Regions from separate parts of the Homo sapiens genome. Here regions 2 and 3 are each linked to region 1. The links are chromatin contacts, found by Hi-C or POLR2A ChIA-PET in ENCODE. All regions are on one chromosome and are shown on one strand. The core of a region is the stretch at or near the end of the contact, and the rest is flanking DNA. Distances in the headings are between cores, read along the strand shown.

Evidence for each region. Hi-C counts contacts between places; a loop is a spot of excess contacts on that map. ChIA-PET counts read pairs that join two places held with the same protein, here RNA polymerase II (POLR2A). Pooled maps may share reads with other maps.
Region 2: a pooled map shows a loop between it and region 1 (9-fold over the local background). The contact joins the promoter of ZNF589 here to the promoter of DHX30 in region 1. A Hi-C loop is called at or near these places in 1 of 37 single-sample maps with no recorded cell type and 7 of 50 pooled maps. POLR2A ChIA-PET finds 5 or more read pairs at or near these places in 2 of 52 experiments (K562 and activated T-cell).
Region 3: a pooled map shows a loop between it and region 1 (9-fold over the local background). The contact joins the enhancer-like site here to the promoter of DHX30 in region 1. A Hi-C loop is called at or near these places in 3 of 50 pooled maps. POLR2A ChIA-PET finds 5 or more read pairs at or near these places in 2 of 52 experiments (K562 and endothelial cell of umbilical vein).

The regions. Positions count from the first base shown.
Region 1 is chr3:47,801,754-47,804,480 of GRCh38, forward strand. DHX30 (DExH-box helicase 30) reads left to right here and starts at 1,385. Exons shown (of 22, transcript NM_138615.3): 1 at 1,385-1,459. RefSeq lists a silencer at 956-1,805 and an enhancer at 1,530-2,055.
Region 2 is chr3:48,239,791-48,242,726 of GRCh38, forward strand. It overlaps ZNF589 (zinc finger protein 589), which reads left to right and starts at 1,314. Exons shown (of 4, transcript NM_016089.3): 1 at 1,314-1,424. The coding sequence starts at 1,382. RefSeq lists enhancers at 469-763, 1,081-1,998, 1,189-1,483.
Region 3 is chr3:48,266,825-48,269,752 of GRCh38, forward strand. ZNF589 (zinc finger protein 589) reads left to right here. Exons shown (of 4, transcript NM_016089.3): 4 at 1,091-2,928. The coding sequence ends at 1,962. Among named protein-coding and RNA genes, the nearest start is that of ZNF589, 27 kb to the left of the region's middle. Within about 2 kb of position 1,612, at least 11 of the 41 ENCODE cell types and tissues checked have a DNase peak (open chromatin) inside an H3K27ac peak, as active enhancers do.

The DNA of each region.
Region 1 (2,727 bases), core at 135-2,634:
ATTCTCCACACAACACAGCACCATGCCCTGTTCAGATGCACTAATTATTTGAATGAATAAATGATGTTCCACCCCCACACCCCGGTCTTCTAGCCAATGTAGAGAGAAAGAAAAGAGATACATGTTGAACTGTTTGCACACAAAAGTGACGGGATATGGCACTAATTCTTCATACAGCCTCAAAGGTCACATCTTTTTTTTTTTTTTTTTTTAAGTTTCATTCTTGTCGCCCAGGCTGGAGTTCAATGACACGATCTCGGCTTACTGCAACATCCGCCTCCCGGGTTCAAGTGATTCTCCTGCCTCAGCCTCCCGAAGTAGCTAGGATTATATGCGCCCGCCACCACGCCCAGCTAATTTTTTTGCATTTTTAGTTGAGACGGGGTTTCACCATGTTGGCCAGGCTGGTTTTGAACTCCTGACCGCAGGTGATCCACCCGCCTTGGCCTCCCAAAGTGCTGGGATTACAGGCGTGAGCCACCACGCCCGGCCTAAAGGCCACATCTTAAAACCATACTCTGTAAAATCCTGACCCAGCTTCAGAGCTACGCCACTGCGTTGTTTCCTTTTGAAGCTGAATTCCACTGAACCTATACTTGAACCTTATCTAGAGGACTACAGCGTGTAATTGGGACAATCCCCTTTCTCATTCCTAAGAGGTGATGTGGCCGGGCGGACCTCCAGATTTCCAGCAACTATGACTGGCACTCTCCCCGCGACCAGCAAGTGCCACCTTGTCCTTTGCCTAACGTTGTACAGTTTACGAAATCAACGAACCAACACGTTGATTTCATCTTCCCTGCAAACTGGGGAGACAAGACAAAAATGCTCACCTCCCTAAAAAAACAGATTAGAGGGGAGATGGGGAAGAGAAGAGGCGTGGCTACGAGCTGTGGCGGGGAAGGCGGGTGGAATCCCGGAGCCCGAGCTGGAAACCGTTCCCCGCTCAGCCATGACCCGGGCTGTTTATTCGCATCAGGAGGCGCGGGTGGCTCGCAGAGGGCGAGAAGACCCTTCCCGCTTTCACACTGCAGGCAGCTAAGTCGCCGAGAAAGGCAGCAACTTGACGCCCGACCCCGCCACCCAAACCCGCTCGCTCTGCGACCCCAGAGCAGCCGGCGCCAACCCGTCCCCTTCGCGACTCCGCCGGAAGTCCCGCCTGCACCGCCGCCGCGCCCCATTGGGCCGGGTGCTGGGGCATCCCGGGCGCTGGGTGCCCCGAGCGGCTACGACGAGTCCCAGGTGGGGCCGGGCTCCAGGCCCGCGGGGGAGCGGAGCCGTGCGCCGCAGGCGGGCTCCGTGACGCCGGGTGGGGAACGCCGGGCCGGTGGCGGGACTTCCGCCACGGGACTCGGAAGGGGCCGCGCCGCCGCTGCTGGGAGTTGTAGTCCGGCCGTGGTTGGGGGAGCCGCGGCTCATGCGCGGTGCACAGAGGCTTGTTTCACATCTGTAACAACAGGTGAATTGGGCTTTTTATTCTCCCCTTTCGTGCCCTCTTGAGGAGCCTGCCGCGGCCGGGGGTGGTCGTCGTGAGGAGGGGGCCCGGTCCGACCGCCAGCCTGGCGGAGAGTGGGGCGGAGACGCCGGCGGGCCCGAGGAGCAGGCCGGGCATCCTAGGCCTGCCCGGGAAGCCGGCCCGGCCGATCCGTGGGCAGCCAGGCCTCGGCCTGCCGTTGCCATGGAGCCCGGGCGGGGGCGGGGGCCAGACCGGTCCGCCGGGGCGGGCCTCGCAGCCAGGGGCTCCGCGGAGGCCGTGGGAGAGGCCGCTTCATTGGCGCAACGACGCCTTCGCCTCGGGATGCGCCGTTTCCCCAGGCAGGGCCTGGAGGAAGCCTCCTGAGTGCCCCGAGACCTTTGTCTACTTCTCCTCCTTCCCGGTGCTGCCCGGACCGTTCGTCCAGAGGGAGGCCCGGTGCCTTCTGGCCCCCCTAGTTTGCCCCCTTTTGCACCGACCTTGTCACTGGGGGAGGCCAAGGGGTGAGGTATTCTTTGTTTGCTGGTGGTAACTTGTCCCATTTAGCAGGGGAAGACCAAATGCATGTTGGGTCCTTTGTTTGCAGTGAACTGGAGTCCCAGGGGTCCTCAGAAACCCTAAGCCAGGGATATGGCATATCTAGTCGTTGTGTAGCAACATTGGTCACTTGAATTATGATTTTTCAAGGCAGAGGCTGTTTCACTTTACAACCCCACTCCATGAGGGTTTGCCATACACTAGCAGGTAGACTGCAGAAGGCCACTTACAGGCTTTCAACCTGGTTTTAGTTGCAGCTTATGGGCCAGAGTGAAATGAGACGTTGTCTGGTGATTTCCCTTGAAGTTTCTTGCAAGGTGGTAACCCCACTGTCATTGTGGGTTTTAACTACATCTTGTAATTTACACTTAAATCTTAGAGATTTAAGGCGATGTGCAGAAACTACATCCTTTGCTGCGTTTTCTACCGGTGTTGGCTCTTTATCCCTAAAAGATAGTTGCTCTTCAAGTGTTTTAATTTATGTAGCTGTGATACAAAGTTTTATTAGGGCCGGGAGCGGTGTCTCACGCCTGTAATCCCAGCACTTTGGGAGGCCGAGGCGGGTGGATCACCTGAGGTCAGAAGTTTGAGACCAGCCTGGCCAACATGGCTAGACCTCGTTTCTACTAAAAATACAAAAATTAGCCGGGCATGGTGGCGTGCGCCTGTAACCCTAGCTACTTGGGAGGCTGAGGCAAGAGAATTGCTTGAACCCA
Region 2 (2,936 bases), core at 64-2,563, 440 kb after region 1:
CATTCATTTTACAAGAACAGTTTAGCCCTTGGGAAGGGCTATTATTTAAGCTATAAACTGAATTCCTTCCCAAGGCTACTTTGGCCTATGCCCAGAAGTGGACAAAGACAGTTTAGAGGTTGAAAGGAAGATGAGGTGGGTTAGATCTGATATCTTTTACTGTCATTGATAAGGCTCTGATGACTGGAGGAACACCAGGGTCCTTGGTCTCTGATAGGCTTAATAACACAGACACACGTGGAGTGGTTTTAAGGAGCGAAAAGTTTAATAGGCAAGAAAGAAGGAAGGAAGACGAAAACAGCTCCCCCATACAGAGACAGAGGGAGCGGGGATTCCAACAAAGAGAAAGCGCCGTGTGCGGAAAAGTGGCTGCTTATCTGAGGATGCTGGAGGAGGCGGTGTCTGGTTTCCATAGGGCTCAGGGGATTAGTTTGATCAGATGTGTCATTTATGTGGCAGCCAAAAACCTGGCCCTCCCACCCTAGCTTTTTAATATGCAAATGTAGGGCTCCATGAAGTTCTACACACGTGGGAATATGTGGGGGGTGGCCATGTTGCCAGGCACATGTCAGGGCAAAGAAAAGGACGGCGGGAATCGCCATGTTTGGGTGCGTCCAGTTTCTAATGGCCTGTATTTCCATATCAAAGCTTGCCATCCTGCTCTAGGAGCCCAGGCTTTCCTGCTAGACAAGAAACCTTTCTGGAGCTGCTTTAAAAGAAACAAAAACTTCCCAAGGACCCCTTTCCTTCTCTATCTGCTTAAAATAATTTCTTAATAACTCCTATAACATCATAATTTCCTTAGGTATAATTTTGCAAAGGCGGTTTCAAAAGCTCTTTGGGGTCCTCAGTAATTTTTAAGAGTGTAAAAGGATTTTAACAACAACAAGTTTGCGAACCACTGTCCTTGAGAAGCTCTCCATGGATGCGCATGAGTCTGTCCAATTGGAGTCCTGGTGTATTTCTACATTAGATACCACACAGCAGTGAACACACAATGAACAGGTCAACACGTGTCATTATAGAACTGCGCAAAAGAGCTAGTAGCAGGCATTGTAAGTGTATTTATATAATGTTTACAACCATGGAAAACAACACTATATTTTGCTTATGGGTACCTGTGGTAAGCACAACCCCAAATATTGCGGCCGAGGGGGACCTAGAAGGTCAAAGTGCGCCTCAGCATTTTCTCTCGCCCTGCACAAGCCGCATTTCGCCCCGAGAACTACGCTTCCCGGCAGGCTGCGCGCCGCGCGGTGACGCACTTCACCCAGTCCTGCTTCTTTCTTCTGGCGCCGCCAGTGGCCCGCGGTGCGCATTCTAATCCGTTTCACACACGGTGCTGCTACCTCGTTTGCTTCGTGCGTGCGTGCGCGCGCAGATGTGGGCCCCGCGGGAGCAGCTACTGGGCTGGACTGCGGAAGGTGAGTCGGGGCCGCGAGATCGCCTCCCCCATTCGGTGCTCCAGCCGCAGGCGCCGCGCAGGCGTCGGCCGTATCCACCAGGGATGCGCGTGGGGTGCGAGCTGTGTGAGGCGCTGACTACCCCTACAGCGGCTCTTACTCCCCTGGGGGGCCAGGTTCCTCCCTAGGTGTCCCGTACAGTCTCCACGGTGCTCACTCCACGACTCTTCACCGGGCATCCTGCACTTGTGCACTCCGGCAGTCATTGGCCATAAATGGCTGCTGAGCATTTGAGATGTGTGGAGTGCAACTGAAGAACAGCATTTTGTATTATTATATTATATCATATTTATTTTGAGACGGAGTCTCGCTCTGTCGCCCAGGCTGGAGTGCAGTGGCGCGATCTCCGTTCACTGCAATCTCCGTCTCCCGGGTTCAAGCAGTTCTCTGCCTCAGCCTGCCGAGCAGCTGGGATTACAGGCGCCCTCCACCACGCCTGGCTAATTTTTGTATTTTTAGTAGAGACGGGGATTTCACCATGTTGGCCAGGCTGGTTTTGAACTCCAGACCTCGTGATCCGCCCACCTCGGCCTCCCAAAGTGCTGGGATTACAGGCGTGAGCCACCGCGCCCGGAGTATATTATATTTTTATATTTTTTGAGTCGGTCCGGAGTGCAGTGGCGGGATCTAGGCTCACTGCAGCCTCCGCTTTCCCAGGCTCAAGTGATTCTCGTGCCTCAGCTTCCGGAGTAGCTGGGATTACAGGCGGCGCCTCACCACCCCGGCTGTTGTATTTTTAGTAGAGAGGGGATTTCGCCATATTTGCCAGGCTGGTCTCGAACTCCTGGCCTCAAGCAATCCACCCACCTTGGCCTCCCACAATGTTGGGATTACAGGTGTTAGCCACCCCACCCGGCCCAAAAGACTTTTTTTTTGGAGACAGAGTCTTGCTCTGTAGCCCAGGCTGGAGTGCAGTGGGCGATCTCTGCTCACTGCAACCTCTTTCTCCCAGGTTCCAGCGATTCTCCTGCCTCAGCCTACCAAGCGGCTGGAATTACAGGGACACGCCACCACGCCCGGCTATTTTTTTGTATTTTTAGTAGAGGCGGGGTTTCATCATGTTGGCCAGGCCGGTCTTGAACTCCTGACCCCAGATGATCCACCTGCCTCGGCCTCCCAAAGTGTTGGGATTACAGGTGGGAGCTACCACACCCGGCCCCAAATGACTTTGGATGTAACAACAGGAACAGTCTAGAACAGGGCTGGGCAAATTTTTTTCTGTTTGGTTTTTTTAGAAACAGGGTCTCCCTATGTTGCCCAGGCTGGTCTCCAACTCCTGGGCTCAAGGGATCCTCCCGCCTCGGTCTCCCAAAGTGCTAGGATTATAGGCGTGAGCCACTGCACCTGGTCTTGCAAACGTTTTCTTTTAAGGGCCAGGTGGTAAATGTTTCAGGCTTTGTAGGCCACACGGTCTTTGTTACGACTAGTGGTCTGCTGTTGTGTGAAAGCAGCCAAAGACCATAGGTAAACGAA
Region 3 (2,928 bases), core at 362-2,861, 470 kb after region 1:
GTGTTGTAAATATCTACAATTATACTAAAATTATCCTCTACCATAATCACATAATGCCATAAGCATTTGTTTCCACTGAGAGAACAGTCTTTATGACCTATACGGGAATGCTCTTTGTGACTTTTCCTTTGAGAAGAAAGGATGGATTGAGATAGGAGTCACTTAGTCTCGATGTCCCCCAATGTAGAATGCAGTACAGAATAGTATTGAAGAATGTGCATAGGAAGCCTTCATTTGAGTTTCCCCACTCATAAGTAGATATTTACTAGAGGAAGATTACATGCCAAGTTCTACCAGAAGTGAGGATTCATCAGTGGAGAAGACAGGCACAACTGACTTAAAGAAGGCTGGCTCTTGGTCCTCCAATCCAAGACCTGCTCTTCCCTGTTTTCCACAAGTCGGCAAATACAGTAATGTTACCATTTAGCTGCACTTTCCTAAGAAATATCAAAATTAAATTGCAACTGTTTCTAACCAGCTGAAGATAACAAACAACCATGAACTTTTTGTAATCCAGGAGGCCAGACCCTTTATCAGCCTAACTGAAGACCCTTGCCTAACTAATAAATAGAAGAATTTTTTTTTTTTTTTGAGACGGAGTCTCACTCTGTCGCCAGGCTGGAGTACAGTGGCATGATCTTGGCTCACTGCAACCTCTGCCTCCCGGGTTCAAGTGATTCTCCTGTCTCAGCCTCCCGAGTAGCTGGGACTACAGGCGCCCGTCACTCCACCCAGCTAATTTTTGTATTTTTAGTAGAGACAGGGTTTCACCATGTTGGGCAGTATGGTCTCAATCTCTTGACCTCGTGATCTGCCCGCCTCCGCCTCCCAAAGTGCTGGGATTACAGGCGTGAGCCACTGTGCCCAGCCCTTTGTATTATTCATATTCTTGCAACTTTTCTGTATATTTGAAATGATTTCCAAATCAAAAGTTTGAAGAGGTTGAATGAAAATATAGGTCCTGCACAGCACATCTTGGGGAGAAAGACTTTAATCATTGAGAATGATTAATGGGCCAGGTCTTATCATAAAACAAGAGCCCAGTCAGCCCTTCCTATGACTCTTCTGACTGGAAACTTTCTTTCTTCAGCAGAATCAAAGCCAGAAGTCCATACCTGCCCTTCTTGCCCTCTGGCCTTTGGCAGTCAGCAGTTCCTCAGCCAAGATGAGCTACACAATCATCCTATTCCAGGTTTCCATGCAGGAAATCAACTCCACCCAGGAAATCCCTGCCCAGAGGATCAGCCACAGTCACAACATCCTTCTGATAAAAATCACAGGGGGGCTGAAGCAGAAGATCAACGAGTGGAAGGAGGCGTCAGACCCTTGTTTTGGAGTACAAATGAAAGGGGGGCTTTAGTGGGTTTCTCTAGCCTGTTCCAGAGACCACCAATAAGCTCTTGGGGAGGCAACAGAATATTAGAGATACAGCTCAGTCCAGCCCAGAATGCAAGCTCTGAGGAAGTAGACAGAATTTCCAAGAGGGCAGAAACCCCAGGGTTTGGAGCAGTCACGTTTGGGGAGTGTGCACTAGCTTTTAACCAGAAGTCAAACCTGTTCAGACAGAAGGCAGTCACAGCAGAAAAATCTTCAGACAAAAGGCAGTCACAGGTGTGCAGGGAGTGTGGGCGAGGCTTTAGCAGGAAGTCACAGCTCATCATACACCAGAGGACACACACAGGAGAAAAGCCTTATGTCTGCGGAGAGTGTGGGCGAGGCTTTATAGTTGAGTCAGTCCTCCGCAACCACCTGAGTACACACTCCGGGGAGAAACCTTATGTGTGCAGCCATTGTGGGCGAGGCTTTAGCTGCAAGCCATACCTCATCAGACATCAGAGGACACACACAAGGGAGAAATCGTTTATGTGCACAGTGTGTGGGCGAGGCTTTCGTGAAAAGTCAGAGCTCATTAAGCACCAGAGAATTCACACGGGGGATAAGCCTTATGTGTGCAGAGATTGAGGCCGAGGCTTTGTAAGGAGATCATGTCTCAACACACACCAGAGGATACATTCAGATGAGAAGCCTTTTGTTTGCAGAGAGTGTGGGCGAGGCTTTCGTGCTAAATCAACTCTCCTCCTACACCAGTGGACACATTCAGAGGTGAAACCTCACGTGTGTGAGGAGTGTGGGCATGGATTTAGCCAGAAGTCGTCGCTCAAATCACATCGGAGAACACACTCAGGGGAGAAGCCTTATGTGTGTGGGGAATGTGGGCGGGGATTTAGCCGGAGGATAGTCCTCAATGGACACTGGAGGACACACACGGGAGAGAAGCCTTACACGTGCTTTGAGTGTGGGCGAAACTTTAGCCTCAAGTCCGCTCTTAGTGTACATCAGAGGATACACTCTGGGGAGAAGCCTTATGCATGCACGGAGTGTGGGCAAGGCTTTATCACGAAATCACAGCTCATCAGACACCAGAGGACACACACAGGAGAAAAGCCTTATGTCTGCGGAGAGTGTGGGCGAGGCTTTATAGCTCAGTCAACCCTCCACTACCACCGGAGTACACACTCCAAGGAAAAACCTTATGTGTGCAGCCAGTGTGGGCGAGGCTTTTGTGATAAATCAACTCTCCTCGCACACGAGCAGACACATTCAGGGGAGAAGCCTTATGTGTGTGGGGAATGTGGGCGGGGATTTGGCCGGAAGATACTCCTCAACAGACACTGGAGGACACACACAGGAGAGAAACCTTACGCATGCATCGAGTGTGGGCGAAACTTTAGCCACAAGTCCACTCTCAGCTTACATCAGAGGATACACTCGGGGGAGAAGCCTTATGCATGCGTGGAGTGTGGGCAAAGCTTTAGGAGAAAGTCACAGCTCATCATACACCAGAAGATACACTCGGGGAAAAGCTTTAGAGGTGCAAGGAGTGAGGATGTGATTTTAGCAACAAGTCAGCCATCAGCCACACCAGCG